3 separate regions of the Homo sapiens genome follow, and all the other regions are linked to region 1. Evidence: chromatin contacts called from ENCODE Hi-C or POLR2A ChIA-PET data. All regions are on one chromosome and are shown on one strand. The core of a region is the stretch at or near the end of the contact, and the rest is flanking DNA. Distances in the headings are between cores, read along the strand shown.

What was found. A loop is a pair of places that touch in the nucleus more often than their neighbours do. ChIA-PET counts read pairs that join two places held with the same protein, here RNA polymerase II (POLR2A). Pooled maps may share reads with other maps.
Region 2: a map of left cardiac atrium shows a loop between it and region 1 (3-fold over the local background). The contact joins two enhancer-like sites. A Hi-C loop is called at or near these places in 7 of 168 maps with a recorded cell type or tissue (HepG2, dorsolateral prefrontal cortex, endothelial cell of umbilical vein and 3 more) and 2 of 50 pooled maps. POLR2A ChIA-PET finds 5 or more read pairs at or near these places in 5 of 52 experiments (A673, H1, Panc1 and 2 more).
Region 3: a map of sciatic nerve shows a loop between it and region 1 (22-fold over the local background). The contact joins two enhancer-like sites. A Hi-C loop is called at or near these places in 2 of 168 maps with a recorded cell type or tissue (left cardiac atrium and sciatic nerve) and 1 of 50 pooled maps. POLR2A ChIA-PET finds 5 or more read pairs at or near these places in 4 of 52 experiments (A673, H1, HepG2 and 1 more).

The regions. Positions count from the first base shown.
Region 1 is chr15:98,822,101-98,824,800 of GRCh38, reverse strand. The region is part of intron 2 of IGF1R (insulin like growth factor 1 receptor); the gene reads right to left. Among named protein-coding and RNA genes, the nearest start is that of MIR4714, 39 kb to the right of the region's middle. RefSeq lists enhancers at 1,212-1,770, 1,771-2,329. Within about 2 kb of position 1,444, at least 3 of the 41 ENCODE cell types and tissues checked have a DNase peak (open chromatin) inside an H3K27ac peak, as active enhancers do.
Region 2 is chr15:98,857,436-98,860,135 of GRCh38, reverse strand. All of the region lies in intron 2 of IGF1R (insulin like growth factor 1 receptor), which reads right to left. Among named protein-coding and RNA genes, the nearest start is that of MIR4714, 74 kb to the right of the region's middle. Within about 2 kb of position 1,320, at least 4 of the 41 ENCODE cell types and tissues checked have a DNase peak (open chromatin) inside an H3K27ac peak, as active enhancers do.
Region 3 is chr15:98,775,687-98,778,386 of GRCh38, reverse strand. The region is part of intron 2 of IGF1R (insulin like growth factor 1 receptor); the gene reads right to left. It overlaps LOC124903560 (a long non-coding RNA gene), which reads left to right. Exons shown (of 2, transcript XR_007064772.1): 1 at 1-2,700. Among named protein-coding and RNA genes, the nearest start is that of MIR4714, 7.4 kb to the left of the region's middle. RefSeq lists enhancers at 277-1,183, 1,184-2,091. Within about 2 kb of position 1,271, at least 16 of the 41 ENCODE cell types and tissues checked have a DNase peak (open chromatin) inside an H3K27ac peak, as active enhancers do.

The sequences.
Region 1 (2,700 bases), core at 195-2,694:
GATGATCAAGTCTTAGGAGAGTGACTGCAGACTACAACTGCAACAGAGTGTTTAGGAAAAAATAGATGTTAGCTAGTAAGTGATGATCAAGGAAAAAGCATGGGAAAGAATGCCGAGCAAGTGGGAGAACACATGAGTAACAGCAGTGGGGTGGGAGACAAGGGCCCAGCCTTTTGGCAGAACCTTCAGAAAACCAGCCTAATGGCCCATGCCTCTGGAAAGCAGCAAGAAGATAAGCCAAGGTGTCCTGGGGGAAAGCTGAGTCTAATGGTTAGGACTTCACATCACAGAGAACAGGGAGCCACCATGGTATTTTGAACATATGAGTACCTTACCTAAACGAGTTATTTAGATAAGAAGAAGTCTGACAATAATTTACAGGATGTATTGGAGGGAAGGAAAAGCTGAAGGTGAGACCGAACCATGAGGCTGCACCAGAGAAAAGGCACTGGGACTGAAAGAGCAGAGGAAAACATAAAGGGCATTTCAGAAGAGTGAAAGAGATAGGGAGGAAAGTTCCTGAGTTCTGCCTAATTATGTGAGCCGTTCAATACTCACCAGCAAGTGAGGAGAGGAACCAGGTGGCCGTGCACACAGGGATGTGCATTTGCTCTCTTCGACCTGGGGAGAACGGGCAGCCCTGTCAATATTCTCCACTCCTGTATAGGCTGCTGTCAACCAGTCAGCCCCGAGAATGACAATACTTCCATGTTACCCTCCCTAGTTCCGAGTGCTGGCTATGCGACAAACATATTTTTAATGAGAAAAACTATTTTTGTTTCAGTTTTGTTTGAACCACATCATTCACAAATGACTGAGTATAAGAAACAACACAATTCCAAAAATAATGTTGCTTAATTTTAGGATGTCTAGTCTTTTTTTCCCCCTCTTTCTCTCTCAGAATATGCCTGAAAATAGTGGTTAGCCAAGTTTTTGTTTGTTTTTGTGGTGGCTGTTTTGTTTATTTAAACCAGGGTGAGAAATATTTTCTGGGAGTTTTAACTACTGGATCACAAACAGAAAATGGGGGTGGCAGCTATGCAAAAACCCCTATGATCATGAAACCAAGAAGTTATGGTTACTAAGCACTGTGAATTTAACAGGAGCTTAAAATCATGGCTCTGACACCTGGAAAGATGCCACTGGGCTCAGACCAGCCCTGTGCAGCTCACAACTTCAACTGGAATCAAACCTGACCATATCCCCACTTCTCACTTAAAAAGAAATGGTTTTGGCCGTACTGGTAGAGCAAAACCAGAAAATAGACTTTGAATTAGTCTTCATGCTTTGCAAAAAGGTACTAACTTGTTAAGATGCATCCTCCATGTCTAACTAAGCCTGGTCTAATAACTGTTTTGCATCTGTCCTCTAGCAGTCTGCTGCTGATTGGTGGTGGGAGGGGAAGAGGGAAACAGCTTAAACCATTACTCCTGTTTTGTGGGCATTTGAAGTAGCTGCCAGGCACATGACACCACTGCTCCAATTGGTTCAGAGTGACATCACTTCATGATTCAACTTTGTTTGCATTTCGGCTTCCTCCTTTCCAAGGGGTTCTCAACTTCACCCTGCCAAGTCACTTTCAAACAGAAAGAGAGAGGAACAGCACATCTTATGTAGTCATGAAGTGTCAAATGTCCTTTGTGTTTCTTAGCCCAGTTTATGAGAGGAGACCTGGAGAAATAAAGGTTTCAATCAACACCACAATGGTGTATGACTTTCTTCACAGCATGAGGTGGGGGGAACGGGAAGAAAAGCAAAAGGTGGCTGCTAAGCTTTGAGTAAGTTAAAACTGATGGACTTCAATAAAAATCCTCAAAGTTTGTTTTCAAGTGGGAAAACTCTAAAATAGAAACCACATGCAATACTATGCTGGAACCTCATTTAAATCATTCACGCTTCTAAGACTCAGAGAATGTTTCTAATTTAGTCAAACACTACCCTCTCTTTCTCCAAAATAATTATTCTTAATTTATTTCACCTAACTTCTGTTTTTTACATCTTAGCAATGTGACCACCAAAAGCTGGAGCAACTGCTTTCTGATTCAGAAAATAAAAGTTTATTCTGATTTTTATTTCTGTCTTCCATACAGTCAGTTACCAGGGAACTCACAAAATTTGGAGAGTTCGAGCACGATTAATTTTGTGTGTTCAGCTCAAAGGAAAAAGCTTCCTCATAGGAGAAATGCATTAATGGATGAGCGAATGAATAAGAAGCTTTATAACCCAACCAACCAGAAGCCGAGGGGCTCACTATATTAAATTATACCAGCTCTCAATACAATGGGTCAAAATGTATTTTATTTTAAATTCTAAGTTAGGCTCCAAACTTTACATCGGGACCTTGTAAGACGAGATCTTTTATCATGCTAGACTTTTATTATCCCCTAGGAAATGTAGTGACATTAACCAAACACACAAAGCCATCTCAAGCCTAAAAATGCCTATTACTCCAATCCTGTACTCACTTGCTCCCTGCCAGAGACAACACAAAGAGATGAGTATACACACTCAGGAAAACTTCGCCCGGGCCTTCGAGGTAGGGCGAGGACTGTGCACCACACGAGATGACTTGAAAACCTGTAGGAAGGTTGTATCTCAGTGCCACTTGCTTTGAGGAGACTCACTGGGTAACTGTTTGAGGGTGGCTCTAATGCTCTGCAACAGTCCCTGCAGGGACAAAGAGAAATTTCCATCTTTCTG
Region 2 (2,700 bases), core at 71-2,570, 35 kb before region 1:
AACTCCAGCCTGGCCAACATGGCGAAACCCCGTCTCTACTAAAAATACAAAAATTAGCCAGGTATGGTGGCACATGCCTGTAATTCCAGCTACTCGGGAGGCTGAGGCAGGAGAATTGCTTGAACCCGGGAGGTGAAGGTTGCAGTGAGCCGAGATCGCGTCACTGCACTCCAGCCTGGGTGACAGAGCAAGACTCCATCTCAAAAGAAAAAACTTCAAGAAACTACCCATGTGGTCATGAAACCAAGAAGCAAGGCATGCTGCTTTGGCTGCACAAAAATATACAGTACAGAAGACCAACAGAACCACAATTCCTGAATTTCTTTCTCTTTATTGAAGAAATTAATTCTAACACATACACCTTCTTATATTTAGGCTAGGACATCTTATAACTAAATCAATCTATACAGTTAATCATGCATTTAAGAATGTGTGTGTTTGTTTTTTAAAGTGATATTTATTAAAAGGAAAAATCCTGGCTATCTGGACACTGAGAAATGCACAAGCTTGCAAAAACCGTAATTTAATCAGAAAACCCAGATACAGTAAAGTTACTTTTCATTTTCTTTTTGTTTCAGAAACCTTGCAAGAAGTTCTTTCCCTTCTTGAGGGCAAAGCTTACGAACTGGAAAGTTTCATTTTAATGGGTTCTTTCTTGGGGCAAAAACATGCAACACCAAATATTCTAGAGTGTCTGAGTGCAAACATCGCAGATGCAGTAGTGCAAAGGAAAAGCAAACACTTTAAAATCAAGTATGTCTTAGTTCAAATCCTGTGTTTACCACCTGCGAAGTGTGTGAGGTAGACAATTTATTTTTCCAGGCTTCCATTTGTTCTTCCGTAAAACAATGTTGGTAGAATCTACCTCATCGGCTGTTGCAAAACTAAATGAAATGTGCTTTCAATACACTGGTCATAATTATGCAGGTGGACATGCTGAATTTTTACACCGATCTCAATATACATGGGCTTTGTAACTGCAATGATAGCTCAGTGGAGCTCAAACTGGATGTGTTTCTAAAAGTCCAAAAAAAGTTTGGACTTTTTTTTTTTTTTCCTCCATTATGACATTTTACTTCTTGCTTAGATGAGAAGCTAAACCCTCCCCGGAGGCTGGGCTTCCTAATGAGCAGAATAAAGTTCTAAGGAACAACCACAACAGAACCAAAGGGTAGACTGAAAGTAGAATTCTGCCATTGAGGAGGCTTACTGGCCTTCCTCCCTTAAAAGCGTGAGCCACTATGTGGCATGTTCAGACTCCTTCAAACATAGCTGGTCCCAGATGTCACACGAAGTTTGGAAAGAGGAAGTTTGGCTGTTCAAAAATAAAAGCAGGGTGCTGATAAGGATGATGATGCTACTAAAACAGAGTGAGAGATTTCTCCCCGCAAACCCTGGCCACGGAGTGCTGTGCTGGTTTGCTGCGCTGAACAATGGAGGAGGAAGCCCAGGCGAGACCTCGTCCACGTTTATTAGCATCCTGAAAGGTGGAGTCTGTGCCTCCGAAGCCCAGAGTTCTCTAAGCCTTTATATCTCGATTAAATGGCTGAGATTGTCCTTGTGTACTTGGGTGGATTGATGTTATTTCCAAAGCATGCAATTCATTTCAAGAGGGGAGAGGGAGGATTAAGTTGGAAATATTTTTCTATTCAAGGAGGAAAATTAAATATAACTGGAAATGTTTTCAGGAAAATGTTTTTATATTTCAATGTTTCCCCAGAGCACTGTGATCCCAATACATCACAGGACTGTGCTAGATTAAAAGGAATGAAGACAAAATGAATTTAAATAAAAACTGAAACTGACCAGCCAGGCTTTATTCTCCATATCTGAGGAAACAACGAAGCGGGGGGAAACTACAAATGAACCAAAACAAGAAATAAAAATCAACTCAACTAAAATTTTAAACTCAAATGAGTGTTTCAATTTTGTTTTAGAATTTTTTCAATCTAGTTTATTTTCATAGCCACAAAAGCTTTTGAATAGCCATGAATTGATAGCCACTTGATTGACAGAACCATTAAGACTTTTTTGGTTGTTTTCTCTTAATCATTTTCCTTAACGCTTGAATCCGCTGATACTCAGTTACAGAAGACGACTTGCTTGTCTTATAGTTCTTAGGTCATTACAAGTACTTAGTATTTGCTAATAATCAACACCAACAGCTCCAGGAAATGTGTACAATTAGACAGCTGGTTTAACTGGTTGTGTTGCATTTTTTAAAACGTGCATACCACCCCCTTTATGAGCCCTAAATATGACAGGAAAAATGGAATGTACAGGTCTCAGTTATCCTTATCAAAATAAACACATATTTTTAAGAGGAAAGAATTTTGTCAGTTAATCCTGTGTTAGATCTGTGATGTCCAGTAGCCATTAGCCACATGTAGCTATTCAAATTTAAATTAAAACTTTAAAAAAATCCAAAATCCAGTTCCTCCGTAGCACTAGCCACATTTCAAGTGCTCCATAGCCACATGTGGCTAGCGGCTCCTGTACTGGACAGGGCATCCACAGAACAGTCCATCATGGTGGAAACTTCCACTGGACGGTGCTAGACTAGATGGAAGAACGGAACTGTGAGCCTTGGGTATTTACATTTATTTTTAAAGACGTAGGCTGGGCGTGGTGGCTCACGCCTGTAATCCCAGCACTTTGGAAAGCCGAGGTGGGTGGATCACTTGAGGTCAGGAGTTCAAG
Region 3 (2,700 bases), core at 22-2,521, 46 kb after region 1:
CCCAAGCCCACAGCTTAGTGTCAAGGATTGTGAGAACGAAGCAAAAGGCATCAAGCACTCTGAATTGTTCAAATAATGAAGATGATGCCCACAAAGACAGATAGAACATGCCTCAAAGCTTCTCAGTTTTCCTACGACTAAGATAACCAGTCACCATGTGGCATGACTCCGAGGACCACGTACAGGCTTTGCATCTTCTGTGAAGGCTTCAGTTGCCCTTGGGGATACATCGCCGTTCTGTCCACCAACACTCTCTCATGTTCTCAGGACATAATTACCTATTTCTGTTCTATCCTCACCCCCTAAAAGATTAGTCTAGAACCTGTTCTTATTAAGCTCTGCATTGTCATTGCTGAACACTCTGTCATGCAGTAGGTGCTCAATAAATATCTAACCCCCGTACACACATCAAAAACAAAAGAGCATCTATGGGTCTTTATACTGTAAGGTTTTACTTTCTTCTCCCCTACTTCCCTACTATTGGTCCCTCCATCTAGACCTTACGATCTGCAGTGGTCTACATTTGGGACCCTTACAGTAAACGTGTGCCACTTCTCTGAAAAGTCATGCAGCTGCTCCCAGCTCCGTCTCTGCATGACCAGGCAAGTGAGTGCAGACCTCATCTTACATCTGTGTGGTTCTCTTTTCTGCAGGCTGAAATGCTGCTCTCCCCATCAACTGTGAGGATGCACTTGCTGCCCTCTTGCCCACCAAGGTATGGGGCCTGGAGAGCTACGTTTGTGTCTGCTCTGACTTTGGACAGCCCCCACAGGGGTCATTCCCCGGCAGCTCATTCCATCACTGAGATGTGCTGAGATCCCAGAGCCGCCTGCACCCTTGAGGTTCCTCTTCGGTCATCATTCCTTGCTTGGACTTCTTTAGACGTCTAGAGACTTCCGAGGTCGGTGAGCAGACTGTGTCCTTAACCAGCATTTTGTTTCTCAGGGCCTCCCCGGGCCCCTCACCACCTCCCTCTCAGACTCCCAAACCCTGGAACTGAATTCAAGGCAACCTTCTTCCCTCTTTGAAAGGTTTAACAAACAGCGTCTCAACTTTAACCTTGGCAAGTACATTAACCAAGTTCCAGGTCACATGAATTAACGGATGGCCCACTTAAAACAAACCACACTGAGTAGCTACGAGGAATGTCTCCACTGCGGCAAGTGCAAAATCCAAGTGAAGGCCCTGATCAGCAAATTGAGCGTGCTTCAGGACACCCGCCCCTCCTGCCTGGCCCCCTGCCGCTGCAGCAACACATGTGAACTGACACGGTATCTGAGCACACCCCGGGAAACAGACCGCAGCCCTCCCTGGCGCCCAGTGATTACAGGCCAAGGCTGAAAGCAGCAACAAGAACCAAGAAACAAAGCCTTCTGTGAAACCAGAAACCACACAAGGTCACAAAAACAGCAAGAACTTGTAAATCCTGAAAACCCTTCAGTGAGGAATTTTCCTAAGCACCTGTGTCCAGCTCTGAAACAACAGTGGCTTGACACATACCTGAGACGATGAGAGCACAAATCCAGCCGCCCCTCCGGAAAGACCATTCAAGGTCACGGGCGTTTTAAGATGTGGTTCTCTTTTGGGCTTATCTGTGGAAAAACATCCAAGGCACAGACCAAACAGCTGCTTTGAAAACACACTCAAGACAGACCACATCCTTGCACACCGCTGTGGCCTCAGGTGAGAGGAGGTGGAGGTGAGGGCCGCCCAGCACCAATGTCTGGTAATGGCAGGTAGGGGAACTTCACATGCACCTATGTTATTTCAGAGCCTGGGCTCAACAGGGAGGTAGGGGGAAGGAGGGAAGAGGCTCTTAAAAATAATGCTGACAAAATCAAGTACCAAGAACACAAGTGTCCTGATAACTAGTAAGTTTCTTTTTTAAAGAAATAAAATCTGGCTGGGCGCAGTGGCTCACACCTGTAATCCCAGCACTTTGGGAGGCCAAGGCGCGTGGATCATCTGAGGTCAGGAGTTCAAGACCAGTCTGGCCAACATGGCAAAACCCCATCTCCACTACCAATACAAAAAATTAGCCCGGCATGGTGGCACATGCCCATAGACCCTGTTACTCAGAAGGCCGAGGCAGGAGAATTGCTGGAACCCGGGAGGCGGAGGTTGCAGTGACCTGAGATCACACCACTGCACTCCAGCCTGGGCGACAGAGTAAGACTCCATCTCAAAAAAAAAATAAAAAAATAAATAATAAAAAATAATTAAATTAAAATAAATAAATAAAAATTTCTCTTGCCCCTTCCACCCTCCCTTCGGGAGTTTAAGGAAAATCACCACAAAAGAGAAAACCAAAGTCAGTCAAAAGCTGCTTAAAGGATGTGCAATTACATGTGATTGAGAAAGTCTGTATGATTAAAGCCAGAAAGAAGGCTGCGTACTTGGCAAATACTAGGCACTGTATTTAGGCAAATATTCTTTCAACTATCAGTCTCTTCCTCCCACAACACACCTCCCTAATTTGCAAAGATTTGTTTAATAGACCAGTGGTTCTCAAAGTGTGGTCCCAGACCCCAAAAAGGATCACATGGGAACTTGACAGAAATGCAAATTCTCATCATCCAACCAGCCCGAGACCTGCTGAATCGGAAACCCTGGGGTGGGGCCCAGCCCTGTGAGCTTTAACAAGCAACCCAGGGGATTCTGACCTGGGAGACCCACTGTACTCTGCCTGGATCCTTCAGT